Regions from separate parts of the Homo sapiens genome. Here region 1 is linked to region 2. A link is an interaction called in ENCODE POLR2A ChIA-PET data of the cell type or tissue named here. Cell type or tissue: PC-3. All regions are shown on one strand. Links, peaks and the distances in the headings refer to the core of each region. The heading gives the core; the rest is flanking DNA. Region 1 overlaps MAPKBP1 (mitogen-activated protein kinase binding protein 1). Region 2 overlaps CHP1 (calcineurin like EF-hand protein 1).

What was found. ChIA-PET counts read pairs that join two places held together with the same protein. Peaks named below come from ENCODE experiments on the same cell type or tissue, not always from the same donor. Only the 100,000 strongest peaks of a DNase experiment are listed, where the experiment ranks them.
Region 1: POLR2A ChIA-PET joins it to region 2 with 45 read pairs; 1 of 35 experiments calls an interaction of 5 or more read pairs at or near these places.

The regions. Positions count from the first base shown.
Region 1 is chr15:41,794,481-41,798,868 of GRCh38, forward strand. The region is part of intron 2 of MAPKBP1 (mitogen-activated protein kinase binding protein 1); the gene reads left to right. Among named protein-coding and RNA genes, the nearest start is that of MAPKBP1, 22 kb to the left of the region's middle. In PC-3, for the core only: no CTCF peak of the experiment used is centred there; no DNase peak of the experiment used is centred there; H3K27ac peaks cover 1,322 bases.
Region 2 is chr15:41,248,284-41,252,671 of GRCh38, forward strand. The region is part of intron 2 of CHP1 (calcineurin like EF-hand protein 1); the gene reads left to right. Among named protein-coding and RNA genes, the nearest start is that of CHP1, 19 kb to the left of the region's middle. RefSeq lists a silencer at 614-814. In PC-3, for the core only: no CTCF peak of the experiment used is centred there; a DNase peak (open chromatin) is centred at 1,658.

The DNA.
Region 1 (4,388 bases), core at 224-4,223, 550 kb after region 2:
TGCCTACCATCAGCTTAAGAAACAAAATGTTACCTGTACCATTAAGTGCCCTTTCTGCTTGTCCTCGGTCGGTCATAGCCTTTCTGTCACAACCAGTTTTAGATACTTTGTGGAGAACAACTTTATTGGTCTGAAATACCCCAGTTTTCCTGGGCTTTCACTGTTTCTGAAGCCTCTGTAAGGCATTCATTTATTCCTTAAATATGTATCAAGTGCCCATTGTATGCCAGAGACTGTTTAAAGTGCTGGGAATACATCCATGGGGGACAGCAACCTAGGTCCTGTCCTCAAAGAGCTCACATTCTGATGGGACAGACAGGCAGTAGTAAGTACATGGACAGAGATGTAATCAATGTTGGGTTGTTACCTGCCTCTGAGCTATGAAGAAAAGTAAGGCTGGGTGGCCGGGCGTGATGGCTCATGCCTGTGATCCCAGCACTTTGGGAGGCCGAGGCGGGCAGATCACTTGAGGTCAGGGGTTCAAGACCAGCCTGGTCAATATGGTGAAACCCTGTCTCTACCAAAAATACAAAAATTAGCCGGGCATGATGGTGGGCACCTGTAATCTCAGCTGCCTGGGAGGCTGAGGCAGGATAATTGCTTTAACCTGGGAGGCAGAGGTTGCAGTGAGCCGAGATCATACCACTGCACTCCAGCCTGGGTGACAAGTGAAACCCTGTCTCAAAAAAAAAAAAAAAAAAGAAAAAGAAAAAAGAAAAACTAAGGCTGGGTAAATTGGGTATAAGATTATGGCAGTAAAGCTAGTCTGGAAGGCCCTCTCTGAGGAAGAGACCTTTGAGCAAAGACTTCAGGAAATTAGCTTTGTGCATAGCTGAGAGAAGAACTTTTTAGTCCAAGGAATGGCATATGTAAAGGACCTGAGGCTACAATTGGCTTAAGGTGCTTAAAGTTGGTAAGGTGGCTGGGGTGGAGTGAGTGAGTGAAGGGGAGGGTGTAGGAAATGAGGTCAGAGAGGTAGGTAGCCAGAGGCCTGATGATTTGGGGCCTTGTAAGCCGGGGTAGAGTATTTGGATTTGAACTTGAGGGAGATGGGAAGCCATTTGGAGGGTTTTGGGCAAAATGATGACATGATTTCATTTATATTATATTTTATTTTTATTTATTTACTTATTTATTTATTTTTGAGACAGAGTCTCGCTCTGTCGCCCAGGCTGGAGTGCAGTGGTGCAATCTCGGTTCACTGTAAGCTCTGCCTCCCGGGTTCACACCATTGTCCTGCCTCAGCCTCCCCAGCAGCTGGGACTACAGGTGCACGGCGTCACGCCCGGCTAATTTTTTTTTGTATTTTTATTAGAGACGGGGTTTCACCCTGTTAGCCAGCATGGTCTCGATCTCCTGACCTCGTGATCCGCCCGTCTCGGCCTCCCAAAGTGCTGGGATTACAGGCGTGAGCCACCACACCCGGCCTCTCATTTATATTTTAAAAGAATCCCTGTGACCTACCATGTGGAGAAAAGACTATAGGGGGTAAGGCCTGAAGCAGGGAGAGCATGTGGGTGTTACAGTCCAAGTGAGAGATAATAGTGACTTGAAACTAAGTGGCATGGTGGTAAATAGTTACAGGCTCTCTGAGAGGGGAACAAACTGTGATTTGGAAGATTTGTGAGCCTTTGCTGATTTCCATGGTGTAAGTCGTCCTGCGGTGGTGATTTCAGGGCCACTCGTTTGCTAGCACCGAATGTGGGAAAAGTTGTGCCCAGTCAGCATTCTTGAGTTGGTGCAAGCCAGCTCCAGCACACCACCGATTGAACTTGAATGCATTGAACCTGGGGTGTGTTTGCAGGGGATGTTCAAATTTGTCTCCATCTTCTAGGGCAGGTGGAAGCTCTACCACCTTCTTGGAAAGGAGGCGAGGAAGAAGGTTATCAGAGGGAGAGTCAGTTTATGAAGTCCATCATGTTGAAGCCTTGCAAAATAAGCATAGATGTTGGAGGCCTTGCAGGAACTCTGGACTCTTAGATCCTTTGAAAGTGGAGCTCAACGCAAAACCTCCCTGCAAACAGGAAGCTGGTTTGAGTTAAGAACATAAAATAAAAACCAGCTGATGCCCCTGAATGTTTTCCCCTGCTCCTCCCCTTCCACAGAGCCAAAGGAAACTGCTTTTCCCCCCCCTTGGATAGCTGCTTAGAAAGCCAGAAAAAGCCAAAAACATAAATCCTTTGAAAATAAGCCAAGTTTTGAGCCCAGGCAAACTCCTGCCTGTGGGGTTTTCCTAGTGCGGAAGTATGTTCCACTGCTGAGAGTCCTAGGAGGAAAATGACTAAGGAACACAAAGGTGCCGGTGATCAGAGCCTGTCTCCCAGGCCTGGCAGAAAGAGATGGTCCGTAGCAGGGTTTCCCAAACTAGAGCTTCCAGCCCATTTGTAGGTCATGAAATCAGTAAAGTGGGCCATGACCAGAATTCTTTTTAATGAAATGGAATATAATAGAAAATAGAGTATATTGTACTCTAGGATTAACAATAGTATATTGTTTTGTGAAACTTTCAGTTTTATGCATATGCACACACGTCTCTATATACTGGCTCATGATATAAAATGTGTTTCTTACTGTGGGTCATGGCCAAAAAACTTTGATAAACACTGGTCTTTAGAGTGTTAGTAGCCCACGTCTCCTTCTTGCTTTAGAGAATTAATTCTCTTTGGAATTGGATCATCTACCCACAAAACACCTACCCAAATTCCTGTTAGAAAGAAGATCAGCTGAGAACCAACTGACTTGGTGTAATTCTTCGGCACCAACACTGAAGCATGAGGGACGGAAGGGATCAATGCAAATTTAAATCCAAAGGATTTACCTTTAATCAGATTACCAGGAGAAAATAAGAGTTGAGCAGCCCTTTAGCTTACTACACTTGATTTTGTGGCCTCTCCCAGCTGTGTGGGTAATGCCAGCCTGGGGCCGTTCTCTTTCCTGTCTGCAGAAGGCGGTGGGTGTGGCAGGAATGTCCCTAAATATCCCCTCCTCTGGGAGAGTTGAAGGTTCAGTGCCAGGATGACTGGTGACTTAAACTGAGTATCCCCCAGACTTCCCCAGGATGATTTTGTTGCTCTCCAGTCAGTAATAGGTGACTAGATCCCAGTGGTTCATTAAGCTGAGAAAAAGTAGAGGAGGCATAAGTTAGGGGAACCTATCAAGAATGTATAGAGAAGGCCAAAGTTACTTTGTTCCACACTAGGTTTAGTGCCTCAGATCGGCGCAAGGGTAATTGGCAAGTTTGGTGCTTGCCAGGTGGCTGTGGGTTGCTGCTCTGTATTGAAACCACATCTACCAGTGAGCAGACACATGTTAGAATTCCTCATCTGCATCCCCAAGATACACAGATAACCTTGGGGACCTTTCTGGGGAATAGGTATTAAATGTAACATCTCAGGAGACTTATTTTGGTCTTCGGCCACCACAGGGCATTTCCTTCCAACCTAATTCAAGCTAAAACGATCTTCAGAGATAAGAATTTAAACAGGTTCAGCCGGGTGCGGTGGCTCATGCCTGTAATCCCAGTACTTTGGGAGGCCGAGGCGGGCGGATCACGAGGTCAGGAGATCGAGACCATCCTGGCTAACATGGTGAAACCCTGTCTCTACTGAAAATACAAAAAACTAGCAGGGTGTGGTGGCGGGTGCCTGTAGTCCCAGCTACTCAGGAGGCTGAGGCAGGAGAATGGCGTGAACCCGGGAGGTGGAGCTTGCAGTGAGCCGAGATGGTGCCACTGCACTCCAGCCTGGGTGACAGAGTGAGACTCTGTCTCAAAAAAAAAAAAAAAAAAAAAATCTAAACAGGTTCTCTAGGAGTACTTTTTGAGATGGCGTCTCGCTGTGTCACCCAGGCTGGAGTGCAATGGCGTGATCTCGGCTCACTGCAACCTCCACCTCCCAGGTTCAAATGAATCTCATGCCTCAGCCTCCTGATTAGCTGGGATTACAGGCACCAACCACCATGCCTGGCTAATTTTTGTATTTTTAGTAGAGATGAGGTTTCACTATGTTGGCCAGGCTGGTCTCAAACTTCTGACCTCAAGTGATCTGCCCACCTTGGCCTCCCAAAGTGCTGGGATTACAGGCGTGAGCAATTGTACCTGGCCCCTCTAGGAGTACTTTTAATTCTGCGGTTGGAGCAATAAGAGAGAAGGAGAAACTCCAAAACTGTCCTAATTGATTCTGAGCCTCCCCTCTCTAGAAACTGGCCTGGACTAAGAATAGACCGCCCTGCCACAAGCATCCACCCTAAGTGTTTCTGGTTTACATTGCCCTCTTAGGGCCTCTGAGACTCTCCTCAGGTTCGGTGTTTTCATAGCAGAGTGCTGTCTAGCCTGTTCACATGTCCGTCCTGCATTCTGAAGCCCCACTCTCTGAGCCAGGGGAGATCAG
Region 2 (4,388 bases), core at 148-4,147:
GACTACAGGCATGCATCACTATGCCTGGCTAATTTTTTTTTCTTTTTACTTTTAGCAAAAAAGCAAAAAAGCGCACATTATGTGGTACAATGGAATAGTTTCTTCTAGGTATTCAAGGTAGCTTGGTGCTTCTCCTGTTATTTTTATTTTATTTTCATTTTTTGTGGAGACACAGTCTCACCTTGTTGCCCATGCTGGTCTCAAACTCCTGGGCTCCATCAGTCCTCCCGCCATGGCCTCCCAAAGTACTGGGATTATAGGCATAAGCCACTGTACCTGGCCTGAAAGCTCTAGGTCTTAAACCTGTTCTTTGATCTCTATCATGGTGTGGATTGAAATATAAGAAAGGTTGGGCGAGGAGACTCATGCCTGTAATCCCAGCACTTTGGGAGGCTGAGGTGAGAGGATTCCTTGAGGCCCGGAGTCTCAAGACCAGCCTGAGCAACATAGTGAAACCCCGTCTCTACAAAAAATAAAAATAAATGAGAGAAGCACCAAGCTACCTTGAATACCTAGAAGAAATTAGCCAATTGTACCACATAATGTGCCACATAGTAAACGAGTAATATATTTTATGTAAATCGTTTTGTCAGACCCACCCACTACTGGGATTTCACTCTGGCTGTGCCTCCTGACAATTATCTTCTTAGCCTGTGGCCATCCGATTAAATTGTCTTCCCCTTCTCTCAGCCCTCTCCTCTTCTACCCCCTCTAGCCTTAGAAATGAGTTGGCCTAACTGGGAACTCTTCTCTAGTAGAATGATCCAGTTCTCTCCAGCCTTTGTTGCCAAACTCAGCTTAAGGCCTGTCTTGATGTTTCCAGGACCCATCAGAGTGCTCATCCGAATACAAGTGGCTTCCAATCTTTTGTTACCTGGAACAGCTTCCACCTTCTTTTTTTGGTTTTTGTTTTTGAGACAGGGTCTGACTCTATTGCCCAGGCTTGATTGCAGTGGCACCATCACGGCTCACTGTAGCCTCCCACCTCAGCCTCCTGAGTAGCTGGGACTACAGGCACGTGTCACTGCCTGGCTAACTTTTGTATTTTTTGTAGAGAGGAGGTCTCGCCATGTTCCCCATGACTGGTCTCGAACTCCTGAACTCAAACCATCTGCCTGCCTCAGTCTCCCAAAGTGCTGGGACTACAGATGTGTGCCACCATGCCTGGCCTTCACCTTCTTTTTTTTTTTTTTTTTTTTTTTTTTTTGAGATGGAGTCTCGCTCTGTCGTCCAGGCTGGAGTGCAGTGGCACGATCTCGGCTCACTGCAACCTCCGCCTCCCGGGTTCATGCCATTCTCATGCCTCAGCCAACCGAGTAGCTGGGACTACAGGTGCCCGCCACCACACCCAGCTAATTTTTTGTATTTTTAGTAGAGACGGGGTTTCACTGTGTTAGCCAGGATGGTTTTGATCTCCTGACCTTGTGATCCACCTGCCTTGGCCTCCCAAAGTGCTAAGATTACAGGCGTAAGCCACTGCGCCCGGCCTCGCCTTCACCTTAAGAAGGCAGTTGTAGTTATTAGGAGAAAGATTTTCACTTCAACAATTTTTTTTTTTTTTTTTTACTTTCCTCTTTCAAGGTGCTCCATGTCTGGGCCTGAAGCCAAATTCTGCAGAGTGAGAGGCTACAGTGTACAGTCTGGGGCATTCTGCATTCCTTTGTAGTGATCAGCTCCAGTGGAACATAAGGCAGAACTGTGGAAGGCTTTGGTTAGAATGGAGCTTCTTCAGAGTGCTTTCAGAGACTCACTCCGAAGCATGCTTTATAGAACAGTCATTCCTTGGTCTATCAATAGGTGTTATGTTAAAAAAAAAAAAAAAAAGCAAAAAGTTATTGACTAAAATTTGTGAAAACCTTGGTCAACAAGGTTAAATAGGCTACCTAATTACTAGATTTCACCACATCTTTAATTTACCTGGGTGAATTGGGAACATTCAAGGGAGAAGTGTTTGCCAAATTGATTTGCAATTTCCCTGTCTGCCTTTTTACATGGACCATCTCTTCAGATTGATATTTCACGGAATATAAATATACACTGTAACCTTATAAACCTTACTTTCTTCAGATGCCATTATTTTGGGTAAGATATTTCTACCATTGCCATAGAGATTGTTTTTTCTAAAAAGGCAGCTTAGGCCAGGCGCAGTGGCTCATGCCTGTAATCCCAGCACTTTGGGAGGCCGAGGCAGGGGAATCGCTTGAACCCGGGAGGCGGAGGTTGCAGTGAGCCAAGATCATGCCATTGCACTCCAGCCTGGGCAGTAAGAGTGAAATTCCATCTCAAAAATAAATAAATAATAAATAAATAAATAATAAAGAGGAGGAGAAGAAATAATTTTTAAAATAGGAACAAAATCCAGGTGAGGTTTCTTACCAAAAAAAAAAAAAAGGAACAGAAGCAAACTTCCCAGCTAAAGGGCCCATTTTTAGTCTAAGAAGGTTCACCTAATGCTGAACAATGAATAATAAAGAATACTTCACAATAAGATATATATAGATGAAATTTCAGAATATCAAGAGGAGATATTTAAGACTTTCTTTCTTTCTTTCTTTTTTTTTTTTTGAGACAGAGTCTCGCTCTGTCACCAGGCTGGAGTGCAGAGGCACAATCTCGGCTCACTGCAGCCAAGTTCACCGCTTCCGGGTTCAAGTGATTCTCCTGCCTCAGCCTCCAGAGTAGCTGCAATTATAGGCGTGCACTACCACGCCCAGTGAATTTTTTTATTTTTAGTAGAGACGGGTTTCACCATGTTGGCCAGGATGGTCTCGATCTCTTGACCTTGTGACCCACCCACCTCAGCCTCCCAAAGTGCTAGGATTACAGGTGTGAGCCACTGTGCCTGGCCCAGAGGATGTTTTTAAAGCAAACTTTATTGAAGTATAACATACAGAAAAGTGCACAAATCAAAAGCATTGGACATGATAAATTTTCACCAAGGGAAGACTATCCAGCCTCCAGATGAAGAAACTGATTATTACCAATACCCAGAAGCTTCCCTTATGCTCCTTTTGTCTTTACCTGCTCCCCTCCCCAAAGGGTAATCATTATCCTGCCTTGTAACTCCATAGATTACATCAGAACAAAGAATATTTAAAGAAGAGAAACCATCTTTGTGTTCAGATACTGACCAGGCTCTTACCTTAACCTGACCTGCAAAAGACCACTTTAGGACCCCTGGGGTCCCCAACCTCTGGGTTGCAGACCAGTACCAGTCTGTGGCCAGTTAGGAACCGGGCTACACAGCAGGAGGTGAACAGAATGCAAGTGAGCATTATCACCTGAGCACCGCCTCCGGTCAGATCAGTGGCGGCACTAGATTCTCATAGGAACAGAAACCCTATTGTGAACTGCCCATGTGAGGGATCTAGACTGAGTGCTCCTTATGAGAATCTAATGCCTGCTGATCTGAGGTTGAACAGTGTCATCCTGAAACTATCCTGTCTACCCCCAGGAGAAAAATTATTTTCCATAAAACTGGTCCCTGGTCCCAAAAAGGCTGGGGATCGCTGCCAGCTGCCTTTTTTTTTTTTTTTTTAATTAGAGACAGGGTTTCCCTATGTTGCCCAGGCTGGTCTCGGACTCCTGGGTTGGGATTACAGGCACATGCCACTATGCCTGGCTTATTTTGTATTTTTAATAGAGACAGGGTTTCTCCATATTGGTCAGGCTGGTCTCAAACTCCTGACCTCAGGCGATCTGCCCACCTTGGCCTCCCAAAGTGCTGGGATTATAGGCGTCAACCACCACGCCTGGCCATCTTATCCATTTAATTTAAAAATACTGATTAAGTGCTTTAGCTAATGGAAATTTTTGTCATTTCAGTGTTAATAAATATGTTGTACCATATGCTTAACCTCTCATACTACTTAAAATGGAAAGCTGTATTTTCTTTTCTTTTTTTTTTTTGAGACAGAGTCTCGCTCTGTTGCCCAGGCTGGAGTGGTACAATCTTGGCTGACTGCAACCTCCGCCTCCCGGGTTCAAGCAGTTCTCTGCCTCAGCCTCCCAAGTAGCTGGGATTACAGGCACCCGCCACCACGCCCGTCTGATTTTTGTATTTTTAGTAGAGACGGGGTTTTACCATCTTGGCCAGGCTCGTGTCTAACTCCTGACCTCATGATCCACCCACCTCGGCCTCCCAAAGTGCTGGAATTACAGGAGTGAGCCACCACGCCCGGCCTGGAAAGCTGTGTTTTCTAATTGAATGTGTGTTCCAGTGGGTATGTCCTATTAACAGATTTTAATCTCCTCATTATGTACAAGTCAACTAAAGCAACAACCTGTGGGTGCTTGAGATAGAAGTTACCTGTGAGGCTGAATCTCTCTGTAAGAGAAGGGACTTGCACAGTGAAGGTGAGCAGTATAGAGGGATGGCATGTCTGGTT